Regions from separate parts of the Mus musculus genome. Here all the other regions are linked to region 1. Evidence: chromatin loops called from intact Hi-C (ENCODE). Cell type or tissue: gastrocnemius. All regions are shown on one strand. Each heading gives the region's core, and the rest is flanking DNA. Links, peaks and the distances in the headings are about the cores only. Region 1 holds the start of Axdnd1 (axonemal dynein light chain domain containing 1). Region 2 overlaps Abl2 (v-abl Abelson murine leukemia viral oncogene 2 (arg, Abelson-related gene)). Region 3 has its middle 20 kb from the start of Abl2.

The links. Hi-C counts contacts between places; a loop is a spot of excess contacts. Peaks named below come from ENCODE experiments on the same cell type or tissue, not always from the same donor. Only the 100,000 strongest peaks of a DNase experiment are listed, where the experiment ranks them.
Region 2: a loop joins it to region 1, with 2.8 times the contacts of the local background. A loop is called at or near these places in 20 of 42 quality-filtered maps.
Region 3: it touches region 1 in a loop (3-fold over the local background); 19 of 42 quality-filtered maps call a loop at or near these places.

The regions. Positions count from the first base shown.
Region 1 is chr1:156,415,409-156,425,556 of GRCm38, forward strand. It overlaps Axdnd1 (axonemal dynein light chain domain containing 1), which reads right to left and starts at 5,507. Exons shown (of 26, transcript NM_001346967.1): 1 at 5,438-5,507; 2 at 4,927-5,122; 3 at 3,831-4,003; 4 at 2,826-2,929. The coding sequence starts at 5,020. In gastrocnemius, for the core only: CTCF peaks have their summits at 2,967 (motif pointing right) and 5,425; DNase peaks (open chromatin) are centred at 2,949, 5,465 and 5,745; H3K4me3 peaks cover 1,102 bases; H3K27ac peaks cover 930 bases.
Region 2 is chr1:156,622,220-156,632,367 of GRCm38, forward strand. Abl2 (v-abl Abelson murine leukemia viral oncogene 2 (arg, Abelson-related gene)) reads left to right here. Exons shown (of 12, transcript NM_009595.3): 3 at 266-436; 4 at 3,069-3,364; 5 at 7,634-7,906; 6 at 9,126-9,210. Among named protein-coding and RNA genes, the nearest start is that of Tor3a, 47 kb to the right of the region's middle. In gastrocnemius, for the core only: a CTCF peak has its summit at 4,677 (motif pointing right); no DNase peak of the experiment used is centred there.
Region 3 is chr1:156,534,133-156,544,280 of GRCm38, forward strand. It overlaps the pseudogene Gm17975. Among named protein-coding and RNA genes, the nearest start is that of Abl2, 20 kb to the right of the region's middle. In gastrocnemius, for the core only: CTCF peaks have their summits at 4,446 (motif pointing right) and 6,234; a DNase peak (open chromatin) is centred at 6,231.

The DNA.
Region 1 (10,148 bases), core at 1,471-9,470:
AATTAGGTATTTTTCTCATTTACATTTCCAATGCTATCCCAAAAGTCCCCCATACCCTCCCACCCACCCACCCCTACTTTTTGGCCCTGGCATTCCCCTGTACTGGGGCATATAAAGTTTGCAAGTCCAATGGGCCTCTCTTTCCAGTGATGGCCGACTAGGCCATCTTTTGATACATATGCAGCTAGAGACACGAGCTCTGGGGGGTACTGGTTAGTTCATAATGTTGTTCCACCTATAAGGTTGCAGATCCCTTTAGCTCCTTGGGTACTTTCTCTAGCTCCTCCATTGGGGACCCTGTGATCCATCCAATAGCTGACTGTGAGCATCCACTTCTGTGTTTGCTAGGCCCCGGCATTCTGATCATCTTTTTTTATGCTATTAAAAGTGTCTTTGATATGTTTTAGAAGCAACTATAGGAAATATGACAAAAAGAAGGCCCTCGCTCAGGAGGTCAAGAGACAATGACTCCGGACGGAGATATGACCTTAGCTGCATGGCGAGAGCTAATACATTTTTCAGGAAAATATTCTTTGATAGTGCATCATCATTTGGAATTTTGTATGATAGATTGACTACAAATAAGCTATTTGAACCAGAAAATTGCATGTTTTGCTTAAGACCCTATGCTGTATGCTATTTGTGACCCAATATGGATGATAAACTACTTACTTTGTTTCATCATTGTTATCATAACCATGCATCCCCGGAACCTGTACTCAGACCCCATCAGGGCAACCCAAAGCTTACTGAGCAGATTCACACGGCCTGCTGTGTTAGCAGAGGAAACCACTTCTGGTACCACACATGTTACAACATGTTGGAGCACGCACCTGACCCCACATATAAAATATTGGAGGGAGAGTGGTAGCGGAATGACCCTACATAATCACACAGTCCGGAACTCTTACAGGCTTACTGCCTGAGGTCAATATTAAAACCAATATTAAAAGAGTGCATCTTCCAACGAAATACATACTGTACATGGAAAAGCTACCACAAAAACGCACTACACAATGTATATGAACCCAGCTTTGCAAGCCTGTGGAGCCTTCTGGAATACCTAGACCTGTAGCTCTGGTTTCTCTGAGGCTCCAGGGGATGGAATGGAAATAAATGTAAGCAATAGAAAAGAAATGACAAATGTAACCCAGCCCAGAGAGTGTGTGAGTGTGTGTGTGTGTGTGTGTGTGTGAAATGTGATAAGGTAAATGCCCTGACTAAGTGAACACCTCAATTTTGATTGGCTAAAATGTTACCATGGAACCCAAGCCTGGAGTGTGTGAATGAAGGTGATAAGGCCCAAAGTCAGGTAAAGTAATGCTGGATGCCTGAGCTGAAAGAGACTTTAAAACCCGGTCAGATCCCGAGCTGATCGCATTGAGACCACTCATCCCCAGAGCCAGCCCACTGATTCCAGACACCCCAACTCTGGACCAAAGCTCCAGTGGGGATCCGAAGCACAGCAGGAAATGCCATGGGCCATGCCTGCGCAGCCATTGAAGCCAGGCTACGACAAATACCAGACTGGAGGTGAGGGAAGTGAGTGTGTGAATAAATGCGATCCCATTTCACTTTCTATTTGTTTTATTGTTGTTTATGAATAAAGACCAGTATAACCTGATCCTCACTGGCACTCTCTTTCTCTCTCTCTTGGCTCCATCCCTAAAGTTGATATATAATCGCATTCTTTATATATTCAAAACAGTTATGGTTTAAGATAATATTTTAGTATTCTTGAAAATTGTGCATGTAAAATTCTTTCCTTTTAGTGTCCTCAGTTACTACTTGTTTCCACATAAGGGTGTGAATTCTTGAGGACTTATACTTAATAAATTGCTGCAAATAAATTCTCTTATTTCTAAGTTAATAAATAAATAAATTATGCACATGTTACTATTAATAACCTTTCAAGCTTTCTAGTTACAACCGCTTTTTAAGAGAAACAATTGTCACTGCCCATGTTACATTAATACTGACTATAACAGTCAAGTATTTGATATGTTTTGTCAACAGATTATTAATTCTCAAGGACAAGGTATTGTGGAACTTTAAAACTTTAACTTCTTAAAAGACAAAGAAGGGGAAAATTATATCCCTGTGCATATTATTTAGTGCATTCCCATGCACACTATTTAAATCATACTTTTATTTTAGAAATTTGAAATTTGGATGTCAAAGAATTTAATAAATGCCTTATAGTATCTTAAAAGGATCTACTTATTAGCATATGGTTTGATCCTAAACAGCTACCTTATTAGGGAAGGGAAAACATAGGTTCTCTCCACAGAACACTGCAGAAGCATGATGGCTAATTCGTGTGACAAGCTGACAGGTGAGTTGGCTCAGTGCCCTGACTGAAGTGAGAAGGAAGCTAAATTGGGTACATGTTTTCAACCCATCCTTGCTTGCCATTTTTCCAGTTTGGACTGGTGAAGCTGTCTTGCTTCAAGCTTTTTAACTTTATGGCAAAAAGAACATCAGAGACTATGTATTCTGACTTAGTAAGATTAGTCATTTAATAGAGTCATAATGATTTTTCTCTTTTCTTCAATGTGACCAGTTATTCTAACTCAATCGTGGACTGGTCTAGTAATAAGTCCAATATTAGAGATTCCTATTGAAGATAGCTAAAAATCTTAATTACCTAGCAAAGTTAATTCGGAGCACAGCCTCCACTTCCAGAGAACCTCTGGCCTTTTTACTAATTCTAAAAGCCAACTCCCCCACACCTGGAGGCCATTCTGCCTTCTCCCAAAACTGCCACACAAAATGAGAAAATAATTCTATCTGTATGTCTGCACCCCACTCTCTTCCACCTTTACCTTCCAGCTCCTGTTAGGGAGACAGGATGATCAATCAGGTATTTGAATTTATCCCTTCGAATAGGGTGCTGCCAGACATGATCTACAAGACGTGGAAGGGCACACTGTGGGGGGAAAAAAAAGCAAAAAACACAAATGTCCAGTAGAGGGCACTCTGGGTGAAGAAGTGTTACTTATTTGACTATTTACATCAGGGCATTTAGATGCTTTATAGAGGAGCAGAATGCGTAAAGAAGGGCAAAGATAGAACATTGAGAGAGCATCAATAATACCTCTGGTAAGTTTACATAAAACAGGTTAATGGAAATATTAAGCAATGGAAACATACGCTTCAAGAGACCTGAGAGTTTTTCACTTTAGTTTTTTTGTTTTTTAAACATTTACTTATTTATTTATTTTATGTGAGTACACTGTTACTCTCTTCAGAGACACCAGAAGAGGACATCAGATACTGTTACAGATGGTTGGTAGCCACCATGTGGTTGCTGGGAATTGAACTCATGACCTCTGGAAATGCAGTCAGAGCTCTTAACTGCTGAGCCATCTCTCCAGCCCCTGGCTTTGTTTTTGTTTTTGTTTTTGTTTTTGTTTTTGAGACAGGATCTTATTGTATAGCCCAGTCAGCCTGGAACTTGTGGCAATCCTCCTGCTTCGGCCTCTGACGTGATAGAACTATCAGTGCCAGCCACCATGCTCAGCAAGATCTGAATTTTGAATTTTGTAGTTGGTAAGATGGCTCAGCAGCTGAAAGAGCTTGCAACCCCATGCATGACTTGTGCTCCCCCCACCCCCAGCCCATGCTGGAGAGAGAAAAGCAGACCTTGAAAGCTGTCTTCTGACCCTGAGCCCAAACTCACACACGAACTAATAATAACGGTTTTTTTTAATTTAAATATGCATTTTAAAAGATCATCTGAACACAACTTCTGCTCACCAAACACTTAACAAAGTGAATTTTAAAAAAGGGATTGTGACCCCAAACATGATAGGTATGTATATACAAACCTTTGGGGCTTTAGGTTTCTTCACAGGCAGTAAGCTTTCAGGACAGGGACCGGCATTAGCTGCATAGTTCAGAGAGAGAAGAACTTCCTCGGGGATTCTGTAGTCATTCTGAAGGGGAGGAAGGGGTTTGAGGTGGTTCACCATGGATTTTTTCTCCTTTAGCTCAGGAAGCCCTAAGGAAGTATTAGGAAAGACAAACTTTTAATGGAGTGTTCCGGGGAGTTAAAGTTTCCCAGACTGCCTCAGCAGTATCCTGTGTTTCTAACAAGAAGGGTGCCTCTAGCAGAGGAGCCCAGCTACAAAGAATACTTAAAGCAGGAGTAGCTAGAAGGGTGGAGGGAAGAGTGGAAGGGGGATGTGAGAACATGCAGAGAGATACAAAGTAAAAGGCCTGGGTTACACAGAGTGAGTGTACAGCCAACCCAAGCCCCAACCCCTCCACTGCCCTGCAACATAAATAGTGAATAGGTAGCTAGCTCAGGATAGAGTGCTTGCTTAGTGTAAGTCCTTGAGTTGAATCCGTACCTCCTTGAGTTGATGATGGAACTGTAGCAAAATATAAATAAGAAACAACCCAAAAAGCTCTGTGACCTTAAGACTGGAGATAGCCTCAGTCTGATGAGCAAGAGTGAGACGGTGACTGCCTTGATTCTTATTCTGGTACAGGTTCTACATTTATCATTACGTCTTTTTACATTTTTCTTGAAACAGGGTCTCACTATGTAGCTCCCACTAGCCTGGAATTTACTATGTAGACCAGGCTGACCTCAAATTCACAGAGATCACCTGCCTCTGCCTTCCAAGACACAGCCCCAAGGATGGAAATCTTAAGGAATCTCAAAAAACATCTTGAATCTTATACAAATAGGCATATTGAACTAAGTTATGTTTTTCTTATCCACATAACTATGTTTTTAAAGCTCCCTTGAAGTCAGAGAAGAAGCAACCAAACTTCATATAGCTATTAGTATTTAAATGAAGATGAAACAGTATTCTGACTTGGTGAGTGTTCAGGCTGGCTAAGGAGAAAGGGAGAACGGATTGCAAATTCTTTCAGTAGCCCTAATGGTTCTGTCCACGGCATCCTTAAGTTTACCTTTTGCCTCCTTGACTACATAGAGTTTTGCCTGTTTGGACTCAGATGTTGATGGGGAGGTCAGCGAAGTGTCCGACACTTTGTGGAGAGACATAATAATCAATGCCTGGGATCACTCTCAGAACTATTAATCCTCCAAAAAATTAATTCAAAAACAAATCAAAATCGTGTTCAGACTTTCAAGCTGTCCATAATTCTGTAGGCAAAACAAAGCAAATGAACAGAGAGATCTCTTGAGTGTTTGTGTTCAGACTGAATTTCAGAATTCATCTGGCGTGGTTTCCTTTCTTTGGGGAGCCCTCTAAGATAACTTGACATGACAGAGATGGGGTATGGGTGGGTCAGAGTCAGGGCCCAGCCCGGGAAAGTCAGGCTCCGCCTCCCTACAGACTGCGGGCGGGTCAGCGCGACCCAGCTCCGCGGGCGCGAGTGGGGCGGGGCTCCCACGGTTCTTTCAGCAAAGTCCTAGGACTGCACTGTAGGAGTGCACGACACCGGCCGCTGTACCCACAAGTTGTGTTTGCCGCCTGGCGTCGGAAGGCCATCCCTTTTCCGGAACGCCCTGCGTCGTCATAGCAACGCAGCACATTTCTGCCCCCCCCCCCACGCTCCCCGCTCCCCCCCCGTCCTAGCAACTTGCGGGCCGAGCCGCCTCCGGCAGAGCCGTCAAAAGAAAAGAGATGAAAAGGAGTCTCTACACTCTCTAGAAGTTTCCGTGTGTTTTTAGTCATGGGTAGTAGCAATAAGGAAGAATATTGAATCGGGTTGTTGTCTCGGAATGGGATAGGCTCTCGAAACCGCGCTTCCGGGTGCAGACTGCGCAAGCGCAGACCTGCGCCGGTAGAGACTCCCCGGGCCCTGCCCTTGCAGAGAGGGTGATGTAGCAATGAGACCTTCTGCTCTTGAATCTGTTCAGGGCTAGCATAATCTATGAGTTCTGAATCCGCCAGGGAAACTTAGTGACAACCTTGTCTCAAAAAGAGAGGAGGAGGAGTAAACTAGCAAACAGCCTAGTTCTGTTGTTCAAGTCACTTCTATGCACTCAGTTCGTGTTCGTAAGTGCGGTTCATCTTAGTGTCAGGTAGCTTTCTATGCCAACAGTAGCTGAAGGAGAAGACAAATACCTGAGCAGGACTTTCTCACCTAGGCTAATGGAGGTTACAAAGAAAGAAATGGGCCCCAATTTGCATTTGCAGTAGCATCGGCTCTCTAGCATTCTCTCTAAAGAATCTACTGATTGTAGGAGCAAGCACATCATGATCAGTAGTTGGCAACAATCTTCCCATTGACGCGCCTATGGAAACGAGCACAGAGTAACTCTGCTCACCCTGCATGACCTAACTGTTGCCACCCATTCCTGCAGTGCAAGGGAGATGGGAGAAATCTCTTCAGAGATTGTGTCCATTTATTGAATCAAATGGCTATTCATTGTCGTGCAGGGGCAAAGGACAGCATGGTGGGGGGGTGGGGGGGGGTGTCGGTTTATGAAGGTTTAGGGTCCACTTGGACTCAAGTTAACCAAGACTGTGCATCTGGCTTGTGACGTTGATAAAACAGTTTGTAGATTGAACAAGAGAAAGCTCTTGTGGGTGTGCCACACTCACGGTTGGCATGACTGCTCACTTTGATTTTATACTTTTAATTCTTTTAGGTTATGTATATGTGCTTATTGTGTGTGAGGGAAGATGCCCCAGAGAAGAGGGAATCAGACCCCCTGGAGTTACAGGTGGTTGTGAGCCACCTGACATGGGTTCTAGGAACCAAATTCAGGTTATCTGCAAGAGCAGTCTGCCCTCTTAGCTACTAAACCATCTCTCCAGCCCCCAAATGTTGGTTTTAAATAATGCTGTTAGAATTGCAGGCTTGAGTTTCATTTTTAATGACAACAAAATCATTAAATGGTGGAATGTGGTGGATGGAACACACTTTGTAACCCCGGCACTGGAGAGATGGAGGCAGGAGGATCAGGAGTTCAAGCCTATCTTTGGCTACATAATGAATTTTAGACCAGCCTGGGCTACATGAGAAAGGAAAAAAAAATCTTAAATTTTAATTGAGATCAGCATATTTGTGCAAAGCTGTGTTCTCAGCATCGGTGTTTATATCAATTTAAAAACAAAACTTTGTACTGGAGAGATGGTTCAGCAGTTAAGAGCACTGATTGCTTTTCCAGAGGTCCTGAGTTCAGTTCCCAGCAACCACATGGTGGCTCACAACCATCTGTAATAGAATTTGATGCCCTCTTCTGGTGTGTCTGAAGACAGTGACAGTGCACTTATTTATATAATAAAATAAATAAATCTTAAAAACAAACAAACAAACTTTGAAGATGCTCTACATCCTGCACTATTAACATTCAGTCAGGATCTAGAAACCCAATGTAAAAATAAAATCGGCTAAGCATGGTAGTACATTCCTTAAGTCCCAGCCCTCGGGAGGTAGGGGTGGATCTTTGCGAGTTCCAGGCCACACATAAAACAAAACAAAACAACAACAACAACAACAAAAAACAAACAAACACTCCAGAGAAAAGGAGCCATGAGCGGAAAAGCTTAGGCATTCTGCTACAGAGCCCGACAGCTATGGAAACTCTCTGAGCTTTGAAATGTCTGATGAGGAGTCACTGTGCAAGCAGGGAGCGCTCACTCAGTATGTGGGAGGGAACAGGGACCTTCAACAACCGCTCCAGGGCCTTTCGAAAGTCACTTTCAATACTGTGGAGCAAGCTGATGCAGCTGTGAATGCAAGGCCACACAGGAAGAGTGGTGGGACCAAATAAAACTATCCAGAGGAATTTCTCAAAGACCAGGTGCACCCAGAACTGAAATAAAGATCTCTGTGGGTGGCATTAAGGGCTCCAAGGAACAGTTTCATATTGTTTTGCACAGCATGAAAGATTTTGAAGCAATTGACATCACGGTTGGCCAGGACAGTGAGAAGGGGTTTTGTTTTCATATCCTCCACTGAGCATGATATCCTAGATAAGATTATCATTCAGAATCAGACTGAATGGCTAGGAAATGAAGATAGCTCTGTCAGAGCAAGGGATAGATAGCCAGTGCTTCCTCTAGCCAAGGTGGTTCCAATGAGGTAGTTTGTGGTAATTTTGCCCGTGGCCATTTTGGTGGCAGCAGTGGTGGCCATCTCTCTTTCGAAAACTTGCTAATGATAGTGGTTGTGGAGGATGCGGCCTTGGTTATTCTGGAGGGATATATATGCTCAGCAGAGGTGTTGGTCATGGGCAGGGCTATGGAAAGCCAGGCAGCAGCTCTGTGGGAACGGCAGCTGTACAAGCCGCACAATGGAGGAGGCAGCACCTGGTAGCGGTGGTGGGAGCAGCAGTGACCTTTACATTGGCAATGTCATCAGTCATCAGCCTTGGGCAGTGATAGAAACCTCAGAGGCAGCAGCTCGGGCCCCTGTGATTGCAAAGCCCAAGACTTTGCCAAGGCATATAACTAACGTGGCCATGATGGTGGTGTGGTGGTGGACAGTTCTAATTACTTCCAGGAAACAAAATCTAACAGGAAGAGCCTGGGAAGCTATGGGTTACAAACCAGGGCAGTAAAGGTGGCAGGGCCTATCACTGAGATCTTTTAGAGAATACTCATGAGTACAGGGGGAGGAACCCCTCGAGGACTGTACTTGTGGCTAAGAATGTACCAGGGCTTTCTGCTGTTTCTGTACTTTGCGGGGTAGGGGGTGGGGTGGGGGTTACATTTTAGACTTTTATACCCATGCTGTTAGCTGATCAAGATGCTGAATGAATGGGTCTGTTAGAAGGGACTAGGGACTGGGAATGACTCAATGGTACACACACTCGCTGTGCAAGCCAGATCCAGCACCCATGGATGTGAGCTGTGCCTATTAGTGGACTCCTTTAATCCCAGCACTGGGGAGGCAGAGACAAATCTCTAGGCCAGCCTGGTCTATATAAGGTGTTCCAGGCCACCCAAGTCTTCAGTATGAGACTCTCATGACAATAAAAATGTGGCAGGACACGTGTTCCTGTAACCACGGTGATAAGGATAGAAGATCACCAGCCTCCTAGTCAAAGAGTTAGTCCAGGCTAAGGAGACTCAAGGGACCAAGGCAGCAGGTAAATGAACAGGCCACCCAATGTTCTTTGACCTCCATATGCACCCACAGGTGCAAACAGGCACACAGCGCATAACACTACACACACTGAAGGGTTTTTTTTCTAAATATATTTATTTATCACATTCTTCACATACGCAGTAGTTTGCCATTTTGTATATGAACACAAAATTTAAGAAGTTTTCAGTGGACTGGGAACAATGCATATTAAACAAATTTATCACACTAGTGATTAAAGATCTGCAGGAAGAGGTAATTGAAATTCAGGAGTAAAAAGTAAGTAAGACAACCAGAAGCTATGTTTAATCACACACACACGAACACACACAATTTAAAAACAGCTTTTTCTCCTGTGACTCCTGACATGCAGACCCAAGACACGAAGGCACAGTCCAATGGCAGGGCCTAGACCAGGGCTTCAGCTCTCTGCACACCCAAGAGTCGTTGATGTTCGGGCATTCAGAACATTCATTGTACCTCCAATGGCTAGATGTGGGTATTGCATGTTTCAACAATACTCAACACCAGTACAGCTCCCCATCAATGAGACACACACCACTACCAGACCCTGGGTGCCATCTTCTCACCTGAAGGAAAGTGCTCCAGCAGCGGGGCATGCTGAAGTAGAAATGGCCAATATGGCGGTGTAAAGAGAGAATAAATACACAGGGAAAGGAGGACAAGTCCATTTTTTTCCTGATTTAAACACAAAACAATTTGAGGCAGTTCTGAAAAATAATACACCTTTCCTCAAGTCTACATTAATCAAATGCATTAACTTAAAAGGCATTTACACAAGAAAAAAAGGTTCACTAAGGATTAAAAGAGTCCAGAACGGTCCTCCCAACTTACAGCTAATTGTTTTTATCTGCTGCTATCTCAGCTTCCTGTTGAGTTGAAGGTGGAGGAGGGCTCCAATCTCTCTGTTTCAACAGCCAGCTGTCTTTATTCTCTGTATAAAATGGGCTTTTATGTAATGTCTTGTCTGACAGAGGGCCTAGCGCTCCATTGCCGAACTGAAGCTGTAGGGACATTGCGCCCGACAAACCACAAGTGTCGCTCACTACTGCCCACAACACCGTCCAGCTCTTCCAGTGTCAGGGCCACCAAAGCCTAGACACTCA
Region 2 (10,148 bases), core at 834-8,833, 210 kb after region 1:
GCACCTATGCCAACTCTTTGTGTGTGTGTTGTTTTTTGGGATAGAGTTGTATGTAGCTCAGCCTTGCCTTGAATTCACTGTACAGTCCGTAGAGGAATTCACTGTACAGTCCGTAGAGGATGACCTAACTAACTCTTGGCTTAGTCTTTGTAACGTTCTGAGCCTAAGTGTATACCAACAGTTCACATGCAGCCCTCACTCAGAGCTCTGAATTCTTGGCTGTTTGACTCACTCACTGGATACCTTTCTCATTTGTGTCTTTCAGAAGTTTTGCACCGCCCGTTTGGCTGTGATGCTGAATCTCAGGCACTGAATGAAGCGATCAGGTGGAGCTCCAAGGAGAACTTGCTGGGAGCCACTGAGAGTGACCCTAATCTCTTTGTTGCACTTTATGACTTTGTGGCAAGTGGTGATAACACACTCAGTATCACTAAAGGTGAGACATCTCTGAACTGTGCTTTCTAGTTTCCTAGGCTGAGACATGAAGCGCCACGTGCTGGCTTCTGCCGCTGACACTGACCAGGTGACTTGTGCTCAAGCACTTTTGGGTCATCCTTCTTTTTACCTGCTTCTGTGGCTTTGCAAAGCAGTGACTAAGAACATTACTGGTTAGATAACATTTTCTCATCGTTGTTTTCCAAGATAGTTTCTTCACCAAGAAAACGTTGGTAAAGTCTTACTAGTTAATAGTTATAACGACTTTTAGTATGTTGCTCAGGGACCAGGAGTCCCTTTATATCATAATTGACAATGGTTTCTCAAAAACCCTGAAATGCCTACTTTTTATATCAGGTTCTTATTAATAAAAAGATCTTATGCTAAAGCTTTGTTGTTGTTATTAATGAGGCAGGTGTCAGAATTAGAGGTGTATGACATCAGGCCTGCTTTTTTATATTTTTAAGAGGAAAAAAATTATCCTTTAAAAGAAAATAACACTTACTTTAGTTACTTTTCTGGAGATAGCTTACTTGAAATAAAGAAAAGTTTGGGGGCCAGAAAGATGCCTCAGTGGTTAAGAGCACTTGCTATTCTATCCCTGCAGAGGACCCTGGTTCAATTGCCTGCACCCAGTGGTGACCTGCACTATCTGATACACTCTTGTAGCCTCTTAAGGCACCACACACATACATGGTATACATACATGCATGCATATAGCCAAAACATTTGTACACATAAAAGTTTTTTCAAAAAAGTTTTGTGTTGAACATGTGGCTTTTGTCTGCAATTCCAGCATTTTGAAATACTTGAAGCAGAAACATTGTTGGCCAGAATGGGGCTAAAGTGAGTCTCTGTCCTGTACTGATAGGTTCAATGTCTGTCTCCCTGTCCATTTCCATAGCAGTCAGGAATTCCAGAGCAGAAAATTCTAACCAAAATAAGGGGAGGTGGGGTGTAGTGTCAAAATCGTATGGGTTTTGGTTCTATCCTGATTATGATGGCCTGTAGTAAGCAGTTCTGTTCAAGTGTTTAAGGAAGCAGCAGGGTAGATAAACACTTGTGCAGGCACACACACATATCTTGAGTTTCCTAGCAAGTTCTTTTGGACACATAGTTAGCTACTGTGCACCTGTACATTTGTGTAGATACACAACCATACCAGACACTCATGTCTTATAATATATATATATATATATATATATATATATATATATATATATATATATATACAGTGTATAATATGTACATGGAAGAGTTCCTACACAGACCTCTGGGTGTTTTCATAGTTAGGTATGTCAGGTGAAATGATGTAGGGCAGAGAAAGCCACGTTCTAATAAATGTTTCTGTAGGCCACAGGAGAAATGTAGTTGGCTACCACAGGAAGGCTGAATTGTTCCTCACCAGCCTTGGCCTGGCCCTCCTGTGCCCTGCACTACAGATTGCTGTGTCTTCTTTTTGCTCTCTAGCATTAATAGGTGTGAATTCTATAGAAAAGCTGTACCTCCTGGAAAGACGAGTGTCAGGTGCTGCAGAGTGGCCTTAGATGAACATTGGCTCTAGTCTGTGCTGCAGGTGTGGGGCAGAGTGTATGTCAAAGTCCACACTAGATAGTTCTACTTTTAATAAATACAACCTCAAGAAATTCAAGCTGATAGAAAGATTCACCAAGTGTTTGGAATTTTGGGTTCCAACTTAAGAGTTATTTTCTGTTTCCATAGACTAATTTTAGAGGAATGGCAAAGAGTGAGTCATTGTTATGGGAAACAGGAAGAAACTGAGAAATAGGAACTTTTAAACCTCGAGTCCTGGAAACACTTGTGCTTTAAGAGTCCTTGCCAGCCCCCACTGCTCCTCTAAACAGTTTTCTTGCTGAAAACTCTTGGTTGAGTCTAGGGTCTTGGGAGGTGTTTGCTTATATTGATGGCTTTGTTGCTTTGGTATCATCTGAAAATTTAAGTAACTTTGTATTTCACATGATGTCCTGTTCATTAACAATGAATAATTATGTATGTATGTGTGTGTGTGTGTGTGTGTGTGTGTGTATCTGTTTTAAGTGAAAGTAAAATGTGTTGTTTTTTTGAGGAGTAAGTACTGCTCAAGTGTTAGTACATGTCTGTAGTCCAGCATTCAGGAGACTGAATTAGGATCACGAGTCTGAGGCGAGCCAGTCTAGACTAAGTGAGACTCACATAAAAGGAAAAGGGTGGGCAGGTGGGCTGGGCTGAAGGCTCAGTAGTTAGCGTTTAGTGCTTTTTCAGAGGCCTGGAGTTCAGTTTTCAGTACCCATGTTGGGTACCTCACAACTGCCTGTTACTCCAGTTCCAGTGACCCCAACCCCTCTTTGGGGGACACACACAGACACTCAGTCACTGTCATTTTCTATCTATTTGAGTAAATTCTGTATTCTAATTTAATACAATTCATCGTTTCTGGAAGACTTTTTAAGTGATATGTAATCCTTCAGAAACCATTCTTTTGTTAAGCTGCTCAGAGTAGAGATCAGTCAGGATGTTAGTAAGCAAGAACCCAAGTCCTTGGTTCACTTTTCAGTGATTTGCAGTTTGACACTACACTGCTGCAGTCTGACAGTCCTAACATGCCTTTCTTTCTGTGATGACTTGATGGCTAGGTGAAAAGCTGCGAGTCCTTGGTTATAACCAGAATGGCGAGTGGAGTGAAGTTCGCTCCAAGAATGGACAGGGTTGGGTGCCAAGCAACTACATCACTCCAGTTAATAGCCTGGAGAAACATTCCTGGTACCACGGACCTGTATCCCGCAGCGCAGCAGAGTATCTCCTCAGCAGCCTAATCAATGGCAGCTTCCTGGTTCGAGAGAGTGAGAGCAGCCCTGGGCAGCTGTCCATCTCTCTCAGGTATGAGGGACGTGTGTATCACTACAGGATCAATACCACCACAGACAGCAAGGTAAGACCTGTTCATGTGGACTGGCTCTTCAGTAGGAAGGGAAAAAATAGAAAATAATTTTTATATCTGATATAAAATAAAGTATTGCCTAACCTGGTGAGTTTGGGCTATTTAGCATATTAGAGCTTGCTTATTTCAAAACAACTCAAAAAACAGTTAAAAGCTGTAGATAAGCCGGGTGTGGTGGCGCACGCCTTTGATCCCAGCACTCGGGGGAGGCAGAGGCAGGCGGATTTCTGAGTACTAGGCCAGCCTGGTCTACAAAGTGAGTTCCAGGACAGCCAGGGCTACACAGAGAAACCCTGTCTCAAAAAACCAACCAAACAAACAAAAAAAAGTTGTAGATAATTAAGGGTAAGTCATATTTGAAGTTGAGGATTGAAGAGATTTACACAGGTTAGCTGTTTTAATCATCAGCATAAACGCACACCAAGTGCATAGAGAAGACGTTAGAAGTCAACCACAAGCCTGTGGAAGGAGACTCCGGTCCACTAGAGAGGTCACAGAGTGAGAGGGTGTTGGAGGCTGCTGTTCTCATCACTGTGTGCTAATGGCAATAGATGAATTGCCCAGCCAGTCTGCGTAGAGTGAATGTGTTACACAGATTCTTTAGGGCCGCAGAGACCTGGGTTTGATTTACAGTACCACATGGTGACTCCCAACCATCGGAAACCCCAATTCTGGGAGATCCAGTGCTCTCTTCTGACCTCCATGGGCACCAGGTATATGTGTGGTGCACAAACATGTGGGTAAAACACCCATACATATAAAATAATAATAGTAATTACATTTTAAAACAAAATCAAACATAAATTATAAGTTCCCAACTTAAACCAGTTGTTCTATTGAATGGTTCGTGAAGTTGAGCCCCCTTTCCTCCCTCAGTAGGACGGACAAAGTGGGAGGGGCATGTGGACAAAGTGGGAGGGGCATGCGGCCTTAGAGCAGGCAGAACTGCTGTGCTTTGTACCTCACCATCATTTATTAGCTGTGAGACTTTCCTTAAGTCTCAGTTTGGGTGGTGGGGGTGGGGGTGGGGGTGGTGGTGGTGGTGGTGGTGGTGGTGGTGGTGGTGGTGGTGGTAGTGGTGCTGACTTAGATCGGATCTCTCTGTGTACTGGAACTTGCCATATAGACCATACATACAGATATGAGCTTGTAGCAACTGTCCTGCCTGTCTGAATTCAGAGTGTATGATTATAGTGTGCACCACCATACCTCCTCCCTTTGCCCTCATTGACTTTTGATTTATATTAATGATGTATCTAGAATATGTTGTGTGTTCCTATGGGCTGGTTTGTGCATATGGGTGTAATACTCACACAGGCCAAAAGAGGGCTTTGGAATCCCCAGAACTGGAATGGGTGCTGGAGAAATCTCTCTTCAAGAGAATTGAACTGCAGGGCGTGGTGGCACATGCCTTTAATCGCAGCACTCGGGAGGCAAAGACTGGTGGATTTCTGAGTTCAAGAACAGCCAGGGCTACACAGAGAAACGGGGGGGGGGGGGGGGTTGTGGAGAAAAAAGAAAGAAAAGAGAATTGAACCACTAAGTGATGTCAGTCTCCTCCTTGTCTGTTATTAAGTCATTTTGTGAGATTATTGTAAGGATTAAATGAAACAGTTTTTGTAAAGTATGAAGAAAGAAAAGAGAATTGAACCACTAAGTGATGTCAGTCTCCTCCTTGTCTGTTATTAAGTCATTTTGTGAGATTATTGTAAGGATTAAATGAAACAGTTTTTGTAAAGTATGAGAGCTGATTCAGCACAGGAAATATTTTATTAGTTCTCTTTTCTTTTCTTCTCTCTCTCTCTCTCTCTCTCTCTCTCCCCCCTTTAACCATTATATAAGTATATTGTTTGTGGCCCAAGTGAGTGGTATCAGAGTAATTAATATAAGAAGAAATGCGGGCTGGGTGTGGTGGTGCACTTTTTTAATCCCAGCACTCAGGAGGCAGAGGCAGGTGGATTTCTGAGTTCGAGGCCAGCCTGGTCTACAAAGTGAGTTCCAGGACAGCCAGGGCTACACAGAGAAACCCTGTCTTGAAAAACCAAAAAAAAGAAGAAGAAATGCAGCCATTATTAGTTGTTTTGCTTTTGTTTGTCTCTGTGACAAATATCACAGAGAAACGGTGAAGAAACAGGTAATTTTCACTCCTGGCTTCAAAGAGTTCAGTCTACTATCAATGGTTCTATTCCCTGTAGGCTGTGGCCAGGCAGACCACCATGGTGGGGTCATGTGGCGTGTGGTAGAGCAGAGCTACTCCCTCCATAGCAGAGAAAGGGAGCAGAAGCAGCAGCAGCTGACTGACTGAGCCCATGAGCTCTTCAGCATGAGTCTGTGGGGGACACTTACATCTGCTCTCTAACACATGCACAACAAAAACGAGCGCACAGATGTGTCAGACCATGCAAGGACATTAATTCACAGCAACAGTGTTTATGATAGCCTCACAATCGAAGTACCAAGTAGCATAATTGACTAATAAATTATGATATATTGTTAAGATAGAATCTCCTACAGAAACAGAAATAAACACGATGCTATAGACACAAGTCCGTCCTACCAGCTGTCTATCCATTTCTGAATTTTCTGAAGCTACTTTGTATTTCTAAGCAGACCTGAGTAGTTGCTATAGGAACCCTATATAGCCCCAAGTCTAAGATGCCTGTTTTTCATCCCTGTTCAGAGAATTTTTCTACCGTCTCCTATAGATGAGTTTCGTACGCATAAAGTTGACCAATAGATTAGTATTTGCCAGAGAATTGTGTGGAGAGGAGTGTGGGCGTGATCCCTAACAGCTCTAAGTAACTGTGCTGGAGTTAGACAGTGGTGGTTAGCGAGCCTTGTAAATGTCCTGAAAGCTATTGAATTGTATAGCTTAAAATATAGCATGTGAATTATAGATCAACACTAGACAACACATGCCCTATGATTTCCTTTATGTGCAGTTTAGAAAACTGTGTACACTTCCAGCAATACCTTTGCAGCAGTAAACAGCTGGCAAGGACTTGGTTCTAGTGATTTTGCCATCCTGGGTGTGGGTGATGTTTACTGGGGGAGTTTATTTTGTGAAGACCACATTCTCCACTTATGAATTATGTACATTTAATATATAAAAATACAACTTTTCATGTGCCTGTTTTAAACAGTGTTTGTTTATTTAAGCAGCCTGGGCACAATGGCACATACCCTAGAATTCTAGCCGTCATGAAACTGAGGCAAGAAGACCACAAGTTTGAGACCAGGTTATATATAGAAACTCTGAAAATTAATTAGTCAGTTAATTAAAAATAAATCATACTCCCTTAGACGATAAAGCCAAAGGCTGCTATCTTATTTTATAATTTAACTAATTATCGCAAATTAGCAAGCATCTTGTTAATAACTCTGAAATCCAATTATGTCTCTTTTTTAATGGCCTAGACATTCTTAAAGGGTGTTATAAAAATAAATAAAATTTATAATTAATTATGTGATATTAAATCAAAATTTTACCCATATTAACCTTGCAATATCCAAATTAATGGCTGTCAGTTTATGTTCTGAATGGATTGTGACATTATGCTCTATTAGCCTGGAAGGCAGTTCCAGACTGCCTGTTTAATCATTTCTCTCAGGTCTGGGCTGTGCAAGCTCTTGTTTGTGACTGTGTCTAGCTGTAGCCCGAGCTGACCTGGAACCCCTGGTTTTCCTCCTCCAGAGTCTTTGGAGTGCTGGCTACACAGTGTATAGTCCTGTTGCTTAAAAACAGTTTGAGGACTCGTGTGCCTGATGTCCCTGCAGCTATGTTGGGCATTCTCATTCAAGGCTCATTTAGAAAGAACAGTAAGGATAATTAAAATGAGGTTAAGCCATTTCTCTTACCCTAAGCATTAAATTAACACTTACTTTGCCTTAATTATGATAACTGCCTGGGGCGCTAGTAACACTAGCATACAACCTGTAATCCTTGTGCATTGGAGGTGGAAGCAGAAGGGTCAGGAGTTCGAGGCCAGCCAGGGCTACATAATGGAGACCCTCATCTCAAAAATAAACAAAAGTCAGGCCAGGAACAGCAGTGCACACATTTAATTTAAGCTCTCTGAAGGCAGAGGCAGGTTGATCTATATGAGTTCAAGGATACCCAGGGCTACATAGTTAAGACCCAGTCTGAAAAAAGAAACAAATCCCCTTCCTGCTGTCTTCATGCCCCGACAGACGGCAGTGAAATGCTTGCTTTTGAACATGACCCTCTGGTCCAGTTGCTGAGTGTTCTCTTCTCTCCAGGTGTACGTGACAGCTGAGAGCCGCTTTAGCACCTTGGCAGAGCTTGTTCACCACCACTCCACAGTTGCTGATGGGCTAGTGACCACGCTGCACTACCCAGCACCGAAGTGCAACAAGCCAACCGTCTATGGCGTGTCTCCTATCCATGACAAGTGGGAAATGGAACGGACAGATATCACCATGAAGCACAAACTTGGGGGCGGTCAGTACGGAGAGGTTTACGTTGGCGTCTGGAAGAAGTACAGCCTTACAGTGGCTGTGAAAACACTGAAGGTAGGTTGCTGAGAGCCAGGCTTCCAAGCATCTTTGTGCACTGAATCACTTGGAAAGATCAGTGTGCCCTTCTTCAACTCTGGAACACTTTCCACCCACTGGTGCCAACACTTGAGCAAATGGTGGTGATTAACTTCGTGCCTTTGCTGACAGTGCAGGGGCAGATTATTGTCTGCAGTGCAACCCACGTGTGGGGAAAGGCTTGTCTCTGGAGGCTTTTGACAGGGAGCTTGGTGAGAATTTAGAAGCAAATTATAAGTTCTGTTGAGAACAACCCCTGCTGGACAGAATTCTTCATGTGTAATCTACAACATCACAAGTTCCCTGTTCTGATCTCTATCCCTGTGGCTTTTGTTTTTCCCTTCCTCCTTACAATTAGAGATGCCCTTTTTAGTAGAAGTAGAAATGACAAGGTCTCTCTCTAAGTAGTCTATGTTGGCCTTCAAGTCACAATCCTCCTGCCTTAGCCTCTGAATGCTGGGCTTACCGGTGTCACTGCCACACCCAGCTAGATCACATCTTGTTTTTAAACTCACAGAAGTCCTCTCCCTGACCCTACTGTCTCTTTTTTTAAGTGTCCTCCTATAAATTCACAGAGTTGCCACTCACTCTGGACATTGGTGTGAGCTATCATAGGTAGCAGTCAGCCCTGCTTACTGAGCATACTCTGAATGTGAAGGAAGCAGTAAGGCTCTACAGATGTGCTTTGTTCTTTAAGAAGAACCATGGGCTCTGATCAGACACCAACCTACCAGAAACAGACACTCCGTCCTCTCTGCTGTGGTAGTTGTAAGATGAAGTTGTTGAATTTTGCTTCCTTGTTTACTTTTATTCCAGTGTCTGACACTGGATAAATTTAAGGACATTATTCTTAGTTGTTCTTCTATAGAGCATATTAGATTGCAGCAAAATTTCTTAAAGTAATATGTTAAAATACTCAAATGATCTTTTACTTAAATACTATATGTATGCATATGGATGTTTTGCCTGCTATGTTTTGCCTACTGTGAGTGCAGAACCCAGAGAGGCCAGAAGAGGGCATCAGAGTCCTGGAACTGCAGGTGATTGTGAGCTGCCAGCCATATGGTTCTTGAACAAGAGCAGCAAGTGCTCTTAACTACTGAGCCATGATGTCTCAGTAGGCTTGTGAGTTGACTTAAATGAAAGCTTTGACCTCCTTTTTTGTCTTTCTTACCCTGCCTTCTCTTCCCTTTAACAGGAAGACACCATGGAGGTGGAGGAGTTCCTGAAGGAAGCTGCAGTGATGAAGGAGATCAAGCATCCTAACTTAGTACAACTGCTAGGTGAGAGCCCTGCCGTAGGCTTCATAGGTCCGAGTTCCTGTCCCAGCTTCCTATTCAGATCAGGGCGATTGTTTTGTTTTGTTCTAGTTTGATTTAGCACTGTGGTAGAAATGATAGATGTAAAGCAACTATGGTGAATAGAACACTTAGCTAGTAAGCATCAAGTCTTAGTTAGGGTTAGTCCTCCAAACAAACACACACACACACACACACACACACACACACATACGCGCGCGCCCCTCTTCTCATTTTAATCAGGTGTTAAAGACAGTAGCCCAAGTTGATTGCTTTTTGTTTGTTTTGTTTTTTATTACTTTTTAAAAAGTATTTTCTTTATTCATTTATTTTATATGTATCATATTTTATCTGGAAATATATGCTTCTGTAGTGTCCACTGAAACCAGAAAAGGACATTGGAGTACCTGGGCCTGGAGTTTTAAATGGCTGTGAGCTGGAAATCAAACCTGGGGCCTCTGGAAGGGCAGTCAATGCTCCTAACCATTGAGCTATCTCTCCGGCCCCTTAATTTTTTTTTTTTTTTTTTTTTTACTTACTTACTTTATGTGTATGAGTGTTTTGCCTACACGCGTATCTATGTACCACATGTGTGCCTAGTGTCCTTGGAGACCAAAGGAGGGAATCAGATCCCCCGGAACTAAAGTTACAGGTGATTCTGAGCTGCCATATGGAGGGAGGACCAGGTAGGTCCTCCAGAAAGAGCGGCCATTGCTGTTAGAAGCATTCAAGATAGTTTCAAAAAAGTCAAGAAATATTTTTATAAAATGGAGACATTAAGCAAAAGACTATTGAAAAAAAGTGAATTAAGCTTGTGGCTGATCAGTTTATCCAAGAGATAAATGGCTGCGCTGCAGTGGGTTAATTTCTTCCCTGTTTGGGTCAGAAAGGATCACAAGTAAACATTTTCCCCTTTTAAAATC
Region 3 (10,148 bases), core at 843-8,842, 120 kb after region 1:
CAGAGAACTCTAGCTTGCATCAAGTTGACAAAAAACCAAGCAGAACAGTAGAAACCTAGATCTGCATAATTATAGTGTGAGCCTGGAGGAGAGGCAAGGCTCAGCAAGAGAACTGCTGTGTCAGAATTCTACTTATACCCTATGATTCTATTTACACTTATTGATCTTATAAATGTGAGTGTTTTGTCTGCATGTATGCATGTGCCCAAAGTGTGTGCCTGGTACCACACGTAGGTCAGAAGAGAGTGCTGAATCCCCTGGAACTAGAATTACAAATGGTTATGAACCACCAGGTCAGTGCTGGAGACAAACCCGGATCCTCTGCAAGAGCATCAGATACTCTAAACCACTCGGCCATCTCTCAAGCCCCTTGCAATGACATTTATTTTAAAAATGTCACACCTCTGTTTACACATAATAATTATAAGTAGAAGCTGGGCAGTGGAAGCACACGCCTTTAATCTTTAGAGGCAGAGACATGGGGATCTCTGTGAGTGTGAGACCAGCCTGGGCTACAGAGTGAGATCCAGGACAGCCAGAGCTACAAAGAAAAACCCTGTCTCGAAAGAAAGAAAGAAAGAAAGAAAGAAAGAAAGAAAGAAAGAAAGAAAGAAAGAAAGAAGGAAGGAAGGAAGGAAGGAAGGAAGGAAGGAAGGAGAGAGAGAGAGAGAGAGGGAGGGGGGAAGGAGAGAGGGAGGGAGGGAAGAGGGAGGGAGAGAGAGAGAAAGAGAGAGAGAGAAAGGGCTGGAGAGATAGCTCAGTGGTTAAGAGCACTGATTGCTCTTCCAGAGGTCCTGAGTTCAATTCCCAGCAACCACATGGTGGCTCACAACCACCTGTAATTGTATCCGATGCCCTTTTCTGGTGTTTCTAAAGACAGCAACAGTGTACTCATAAATAAATTAAATAAATCTTTAAAAATAAATAAAATAAAAAACAAAACAAAAACAAAAAAAACAAACAAAAGAAAAAAACCCAAGTCATACTCCAAGTCTTGCTCCTGCATCTTTGACCTGGGGTGGAAGAAGCCAAAAATGGATAAATTCCCACTCTGTGACCACGAGGTATCAGATGAAGATGAGTGCCTCTCCTCTAAAACCCTGGAGGCCATGTGTGTGACAAGCAGCAGGTACAGTTGTGGCAAGATGGCTGTCTTATTCGGATGAGGCTCCACCCTTTCCCATCATCGACATCACAATGCTGTCCTGTGCAGAGGATGAGAGACTCCCGGCAGAAACTGGGCATCTGTGAGAAGCTCCAGAGCACAGTGGCCAGGTTCCTATTGTCCAAGCATCAAGTTCATGAACACCAAGCTGCAGAACTAGGAACGTGAGATCGAGGGCTGTGTAGGGCCAAGTTCAAGGTCCCTGGCTGTCAGAAGACCCACATCTCAAACAAGCAGGGCTTCTTGTTTTGAAAACATGAGAAGCGCTCATTTCTGACGGCTGTGGGATTAACTATGTCTCTGCGTGTGGTCCTCTGGACAAGTAGTAGGCCTTGAACTTGTGAGGGCTTCCTCCGTGCTCAGAAATCATGCCCTACCAGTAATGTTCACTGACAACTCTCACATCCAGCCTCCAAACAAAACACCCAATACAATATGATCGACATCTATAGTATGTATACCATCCAGGACCATATATACGTGTTTTGGGGTTTTTTTGGGGGGGGGGCGGGTTGAGACAGGGTTTCTCTGTATAGCCCTGGCTGTCCTGGAACTCACTCTGTAGACCAGGCTGGCCTCAAACTCAGAAATCTGCCTGCCTCTGCCTCTCAAGTGCTGGAATTAAAGGCGTATGCCACCACTGCCCGGCTTATACGTGTATTAATATACGAAATTGTCGAGTATTTTAAAAGTAATTTTTTAAATCTAAAAAGAAAAGAATAGTAACAAGGAAGAAGTGGGGGGGTGCAGAAGAGAAGAGTGAGGAGAAAGCATGACTATTTAAACCTCTACACAGAGCAGGCAAGTCAACTCAGCGGTTGAAGGTGCCTGCAGCCATGCTCATGGCCAGAATTCAATCTGCAGGACCCAGGACTGGAAGAAGAGAACTAATTTCTGGAAATTGTTCTCTGACCTCCACAAGTGCCGTACATAGCACGTCTACACAAATACTCACAAAAATAAATAAAATAAAACAGCAACATCAGAGCTGGGGTAGGACTTAGCGGTAGAACCCTTGCCTTGCTTGTAAAGGCCCTCAGTTTTATTCCAGGTACCACAAAAATAAGTAAAAATAAAAACAAAACAAAAAACCCAAAAGCTACATTAAGAGCTTGCTGGCGCTTGCAAGATCACACAGAAGAGTGTGACAAACACTTGCACTATAGCAGTTCTCATAAAAACAGATTTCCTTGACCAGTGGCAGCGCAGGCCTTTAATCCCAGTACTCAGGAGGCAGAGGCAGACGCTTTCTGAGTTCGAGGCCAGACTGGTCTACAGAGTGAGTTCTAGGACAGCCAGGGCTACACAGAGAAATCCTGTCTTGAAAAACCAAAACCAAACCAAAATAAAACAAAACAAAAAAATCTCCAAACCAAACCAAACAAACAAAAATCCCATGGTGCTGCTATTTATTGACTGAGTATTTTGGCTGCCTTGAGTTTCCTGTCTGAGAACTGGGATAATAATAGCACATGGGTTTATTATTAGGTTTTAAAAAGACGTGTATAAATGCTTAGTATCTGAAGCACAGTGACCAGCACCCAGTAAGTAACTATTATTATTTTAAAGGGTACAGATGTGAGGGGAAATGCTATCGCCCAAACCTATTCCTCAAATCCCATTCATCAGAGCTTCTCTTTAGCAACCTCCATCCTGTCTGGATGTCTTTTCACCCCTTGCACCACTAGTGAACACCCTGTCTTAGTTAGGGTTTTATTGATGTGAAGAGACACCATGACCATGGCAACCCTTACAAAGAAAACCGCTTAACTGGGGCTGGCTTATAGATTAGTCCATTATTGTCAAGGCAGGAAGCATGGCCACATACAAACAGACATGGAGCTGGAGGAGGAGCTGAGAGTTCTACATCTGGCTCTGCAGGCAGTAAGAAAGAAGACTGAGACACTCGGCTTTGCTTGAGCTTCTGAAACCTCAAAGCCTACCTACTTCCTCCAGCCACCCCACAGCTACTCCAACATGGCCACACCTCTTAATAGTGCCAGTCCTATGAACCTCTAGGCCACCTTCATTCAAACTTCCACACAGCCCATATAAATTCCTTTTTTAAAAAGTATTTATCCCTGTGGCATACATGTATACACAGTACTCTGGTCATTTTCATCCCTCCATTACCCCTATTCCTCTCCCCTTTCTTGTGGCTTTCTATCTAGTCCTATCCCATGCTACTCTCTCTTATCTAAGTACAATCCAAGTCTCTACTCTCTACTTATCTAAGTACAATAAAGGAAAAATGATGTCAAATAATAAAAGATATTTATTTTTTTAGATAAGCCTTGAACTCATAGAGATCCCCCTGCTTCTGCCTGCCATTCACTGGGCTCAAAGGTGTGCACCACACACCCAGCAATGCAAAGATTCTTTTAAGAGGGCCCATAAGGCTGTGCGTGACAGCACAGTGCCTGTGGTCACAGAACTTGGGAAGCAGACTATGCTGGTTCCTTTTTGTCAGCTCGACACAAACCTAGCTATATCTGAGAAGACGGAATCGTGAATGAGAAAAACGCTCCATAAAATGGACCTAAGGCAAGCCCTGGGAGCCATTCATGGATTAATGATTGTTGTGGGTGGACTGAGGGCACCTCGGGCCACCAGTGCCAACCCTGGACAGATGGTTCTGCCTTGTATGAGAATGCAGGCTGAACAAACCTGGAGCAAGAAGTAAGCAATGTCCCCCTGCCCCCCTAGCTTCTGCTATGTCAGTTCCTACTTCCATGTTCCTGCTTTGAGTCCCCTCCCTGAGTTCCCTGTGTGCTCTGGTAGTTGTGAGAGGAGATAAACCTTTTTCTCCCCAAGCAGCTTTTGGTCACAGTATTGTATCACGGCGATAGGCACCCCATCTAAGACACAGAGAAAGGGGGACAGTGAATCTGAGAACAACCCGAGCCACAAAGCAAGACTTTGTCTCAAAAATAGAAAACAAACAAGCAAACCCAAAAACAAAATGAGGGCTTGGCAAGATAGCTCAGTGGGTAGAGGTGCTTGCTACCAGTCCTGGCAACGTGAGTTTGATCCCTGAAACATGATGGAGAGAGAGAGAAATGGCTTCTGCAAGCTATCTTCTCATCTTTGCTCAGACATTGTGGTACATGCCCGTGCACGCATACCTCTCCAAATAGAAACTAAATGTAAACTGTTCTTAAAAGCACTGACTCCCCAGTTTTCAGCCTTGTTTGTATATGTTAAATACCTAGAGGGTCATTTAAGATGTATTTACTTATTTAATGTCTGAGTGCTCTATCTGCATATACACCTACATGCCAGAAGAGGGCATCAGATCACATATTATACAGATGGTTATGAGCCACCATGCGGTTACTGGGATTTGAACTCAAGACCTCTGGAAGAGCAGCCAGTGCTCTTAACTGCTGAGCTATCTCTCCAGTCCCAGACATTTTCTCCTCCTCCTCCTCCTCCTCCTCCTCCTCCTCCTCCTCCTCCTCCTCCTCCTCCTCCTCCTCCTCCTCCTCCTCCTCCTCCTCCTCCTCCTCTTCCTCCTCCTTCTTTTTAATAGATTAAGTGGAGGGCCATTTAAACTCAGCAAGATTATGTTCAGTTAAGACATTATAGATTCTTTAACCTATGTTGATGATAGAAGGTCTTTTTGAGGTTGGCTTTTGAGTTTGGGGCTTTAGTCTCTTCCAAAATAAGCTTTTTGTTCTTTGAGACAGGGTCTTAGTATGCAGTCCTGGGTGGCCTGGACTTTACTATATAGACCAGGCTGGTCTCAGACTTACAGAGATCTGCCTTTCTCTTCTCCCCAACATTGGGATTAAAGGCCTATGACACCCTGCCAGGCTAGGTAGAACTAAGCAATTTTTCCCTTGGCTAGTTTGGAGTTCGCTTTTGAGGCTCCATCGAATGCCCAATGGAACCATACAAATGATTACCCCCGCTGTAACCCCAAAGGTCTTTCAGATGTCCTGTGAACATTCATCTGCGTATTCAGCATGGGCTTACAGTCAAAAATGTTAGTAAAGGACCTTTACAACTTGAAAGATCATGACAGAGACACTTTAAGTCTGAGTCTTGTTTGTTTTGTTTTTTTGAGACAGGGTTTCCTTGTGTTGCCCTAGCTGTCCTGGAACTCTGTATATCAGGCTGGCCTCAAACTCAGAGATCTGCCCATCTCTGTTTCCTGAGAGCTAGAATTAAAGGTGTGTGCTACCACCACCTGGCTAGGCCTGAGTTTTATACTATTCTTTCCTATTGGGAATGCCCTGCAGATGAGAAAGCTACTCTGAGAGGTTAGACTATATAGCAATGATATTGAATATCCCATGTGATCATATGGGTTCCAGAATGTATTTCTGTTCTTGTTTTGTGTGTGTGTGTGTGTGTGTGTGTGTGTGTGTGTGTGTGTGTGTGGCATGCATGCACACATGCCCAAGAGTCTCTTCCAAACCTCTCACCTATTAATACCTAAGGAACATGTGTTGTGTGAATGCATGTGGATGACTTCATTATTCTTTTACACTTTGTTTTGATCCAAAGCACCACCTGTGAGTCACAAGTATTCCCATGTTCTTTTAAAATCTCCAGTCTGGGGATGGAGAGAGGGCTGAGTAGTTAAGACTGCTAACTGTTCTTGCAGAGGGCCAGAGTTCAGTCCCCAAGGCCAACTTGCTTGCATACATTAACAGTCAGTAACTCTAATGCCATGGGATCTAAAGCTGTCTTCTGTCCTCTGCTGGTTTCTGCACTGTAAATGGTTCCCATATACTCATACAGGCTCAGACAGGTACACATAAATAATAAATAAATAAATCTTCAGAAAAAGAAAGAAGAGGCAGCCTCAAGTCTGAGACGAAATACAGTAGCTTCAAAGGGTATGGTAGGCAGTCTACTTAAAATGTGATAAATTCAGGCAGATAATTAATTTCAATGAAGGAAATCTTGCATTTCAATTTTTAGGAGGAAACAAATGTAGAAGAGGCAGATTGGCCTTGGAGAAATAAGAGGAAGGGGGAAATGCATCTTTTGGAGCCAGATGACTCTGGGGAGGGCTTGGTAGCCACTCCCTGTCATTTCTCTGTCTAAGGGAGACATCTAGAGGCTGCTGGATGGTTCTGTTCTGTCTGTCAGGAAAGGCTTTTCCAGATGGCTTCCTCACAGATCCCGTCACAAATCAGAGAGCACTGATCGCAGTGGACAAAGCCCAACTGCTTTGATATTAATCTATGGCTACTTATGATTACAGAGAAGAGAAGAGTAAAGTATAATAGGTGGGAGAACAGTCGTGAAGGACATTAGGGACAACTGAGGAAATCCGAGTATCGACTGAATTCTGGTCGACGTGACTGTGTTGATGTTTATTCTTTCATTTCCCTCCTGCACCTTCTCCTCTTCTTTTCTTTTCCTTTTCTTCTTCTTGTGGCAGGGTCTAGCAATTTGCAGCTCACACAACCTTTTTTGCCTCAGGCTCCCAAGTAACTGGAACAATGGGTGCTCAATAACACATCTGGTCCAAAATTGTTTTTCTTAGGTGTGGTTAGTACATTGTTGATCTTGGAGCTGCAGGCCTCGGTGGTCGTCCAGGATAAGGAAGAGGCTATCATACTATTTTTCTTTGCAAAGTAGCAAGGAAACTTTATATAAAAGCAAAGCTACGTGGAGTGTGGTACACTCCTTTAATCCCATTACTTAGGAGAAAGAGGCAAGTAGATCACCATGAGTTCCAGACCAGCCAGGACTACATAGTGAGACCCTGTTCTTTTTTCTTTCTTTTTTTTAAGAGAGAGAGAGAGAGAGAGAGAGAACTAGAAAATATCATCCTGAGTGAGGTAACCCAATCACAAAAGAACACACGTGGTATGCTTTCACTGATAAGTGGATATTAGCACAAAAGCTCGGAATACCCAAGATACAATTCACAGACCACATGGAGTTCAAAAAGAAAGAAGATCAAAGGACTCCAGTCCTTCCTGGAAAGGGGAATAAAATACTAACAGGAGCAAATATGGAGACAAAGTGTAGAGCAGAGACACAAAGTGTAGAGCAGAGACTGAAGGAAAGGCCATACAGTGACTGTCCCACCTGAGGATTCATCCCATATACAGTTACCAAAACCTGACACTATTGTGGATTGCCAAGAAGTGCATGTTGAAAAGAGCCTGATATGGCTGTCTCCTGAGAGGCCCTGCCAAAGCCTTACAAATACAGAGGAGGATGCTCGCAGCCAACCACTGGACTGAGCCCCAGGGTCCCTAATAGAGGAGTTAGAGAAAGGACTAAAGGAGCTAAAGGGGTTTGCAACCTCATAGATAGAACAACAATATCAATCAATTAACACCCCCCTCCCAGCTCCCAGGGACTAAGCCACCAACCAAGAAGTACACATGACTGGCTCCAGCTGCATATGTAGCAGAGGATGACCTTGTCATGCATCAGTGGGAGGAGAGGCCCTTGGTTCTATGAAGGTTGGATAGATGCCCCAGTGTAGGGGAATCGAGGACAGGGAGGTGGGAGTGGGTGGGTGGGTGGGGAGCACCCTCATAGAAGCAGGGGGAGGGGGAGATGGGATAGGGGGTTTCCAGGAGGGGGGAGACTGGGAAAGGGGATAACATTTGAAATATAAATAAAGAAAATATCCAATAAAAAAAAAGGAAGAGGGGCCGGGTGTGGTGGTACACGCCTTTAATCCCAGCACTTAGGAGGCAGAGGCAGGCAGATTTCTGAGTTTGAGGCCAGCCTGGTCTACAAAGTGAGTTCCAGGACAGCCAGGGCTATACAGAGAAACCCTGTCTCAAAAACAAAAACAAAAACAAAAACAAAACAAAACAAAAACAAAACAAAACAAAACAAAGGAAGAAAGAAAGAAATCCTTGAGTAAGAAAGCACTCAAGGATTTTACTTCTTAAAACAAAATAAAAAACACCTGAATACAAGTGTGTTGAGCAGGGTAGCTTGCTTGAGGGACTGGGAGCCGGTAGGAACTCCACAGGAAGACTGAGAGTCAACTAACCTGGGCTCTTGGGACTCCCAGAGATGGAACCACCAACCAAAGAGCATACATGGGCTGGACCTAGGCCTCTCCCTCTGCCCACACACACCTATGTAGCAGATGTGCAACTTGGTCTTATCCAGGTCCCCCAATAACTGGGGAGGGGGTTGTCCCTGACTCTGATGCTTGAGTACAGATCCTGTTCCCCTAACTGGCCCTCCTTGTTTGGCCTCAGTGAGAGAGGGTGTGCCTAGTGCTACAGTGACTTGATATGCCAGGGTGGATGGATACCCGGGGGGACCTCCCCCTTTTCAGAGAAGGGGATGGGAAAGAGGGGAGAGGCTGTGTGAGTTGGAATAGGGAGTAGGAGGGGCTGCAATCTGGATGTAAAGTGAATAGATAAATAAATTAATGGGGAAAAAATGATCAAAATCTGAACCTGGTGGCACAGGCCTGTCAATCCTGTACTGAGCAGCTGAGGAAAGAGGCTCATAGGTTCAAGGCCCGCCTGGGCTACAGAGTCACTTCAAGGCCAGACTGAACATCTTCAGGGAGACCCTAGTTCAAATCAAACGTGAAAGATAAGCCTGTGGTAGTTCATGTCTTTAATCCCAGCACTTGGGAGGCAGAGGAAGGCAAATCTATGTGAGTTCCAGGTCAGCCTGGTCTACAAAGTGAGTTCTAGACCAGCCAAAACTACACAGAGAGACCCCTCTCTTGGAAAAAGAAAAAGGGGAGGGGGGTGCTGAGGAATAGCTCAATGGTGGAACGCTGGCTTAGCATGTGATCTCCAGCCCACTTAAAACAAGAAACATGACCGGAAAAGGTCACCTAAAACGGGTGTGGTAGCACACTCCATTGTCCCTGGCACTCAGAGGAGGGTAGATCTCCTTGAGTTCTATGCCAGCCAGGGCTATATAATGAGACCTTGTCTCATAAAAGCAAAGCAAAACAACAAAAGAAACAAGCAAGACACAACAACAGAAACTTGAGCTTGAGCGGAATATTGCTGCTTGCCTGTAATCCCAGCAACACAGGTAGCTGAGGCAGGGGGAGCATACCTTGAACTGGACCTGGAATCAAAACAACGGAACCGGGGCTGGAGAGATGGCTCAGCGGTTAAGAGCACTGACTGTTCTTCCAAAGGTCCTGAGTTCAAATCCCAGCAACCACATGGTGGCTTACAACCATCTGTAATGTCATCTTGGCATCCTCTACTGGTGTGTCTGAAGACAGCTACAGTGTACTTACATACACATAATAAATAGGGGGCTGGTGAGGTCGCTCAGTGGTTAAGAGCGCTGACTGCTCTTCCAAAGGTCCTGAGTTCAAATCCCAGCAACCACATGGTGGCTCACAACCATCTGTAACGAAATCTGATGCTCTCTTCTGGAGTGTCTGAAGACACACTACAGTGTACTTACATATAATAAATAAATAAATATTTTAAAAAAACAAATAATAAATCTTTTTTTAAAAAACAGAACTGAATTTGCATCTGCGTAACCACCAACGCCCCCCCCCCCCCTTTTGTTGTTGCTTTTGTTGTTGCCTGTGTGGAAACAATGTTTCCTGCCTCTGGCATCTCCAGGTCAGGGATCGCTCACAGGCTCATCCTCTGTGCTTTCTATCACCTCTGCTGTGCTCAGCAAACACAAACACTTGGTGATGCTAGAAAGCTTCACACCGCCCACCCGCCCTGCCCCTGCCGCTGCCAGGGTCTCTCTGGGCTGCCTTCCTCCCTTCCCCCAGCCTAGCTTCTCAGGCTGACTCCTGCGGGTCCTCCGGATTCCTGTACTGGAAAAGCCGTACTGTCCTACTTCTCGGCTGGTAGATCATTTTCCCTGCCTCAGCACTTAACCCAGTCTAGTCTAATTATCCGTTTTCTTGACCGATATCTCCCTAAGACTACAGTTTCCTGGAATAGATAAGAACTCTTTTTACAGCTGTAACCCGAGTCCCTGACACTGCACCTGCACAGAAGGGCTTGAGGACTTACGCGAGCGAGAATGGCCCACACCA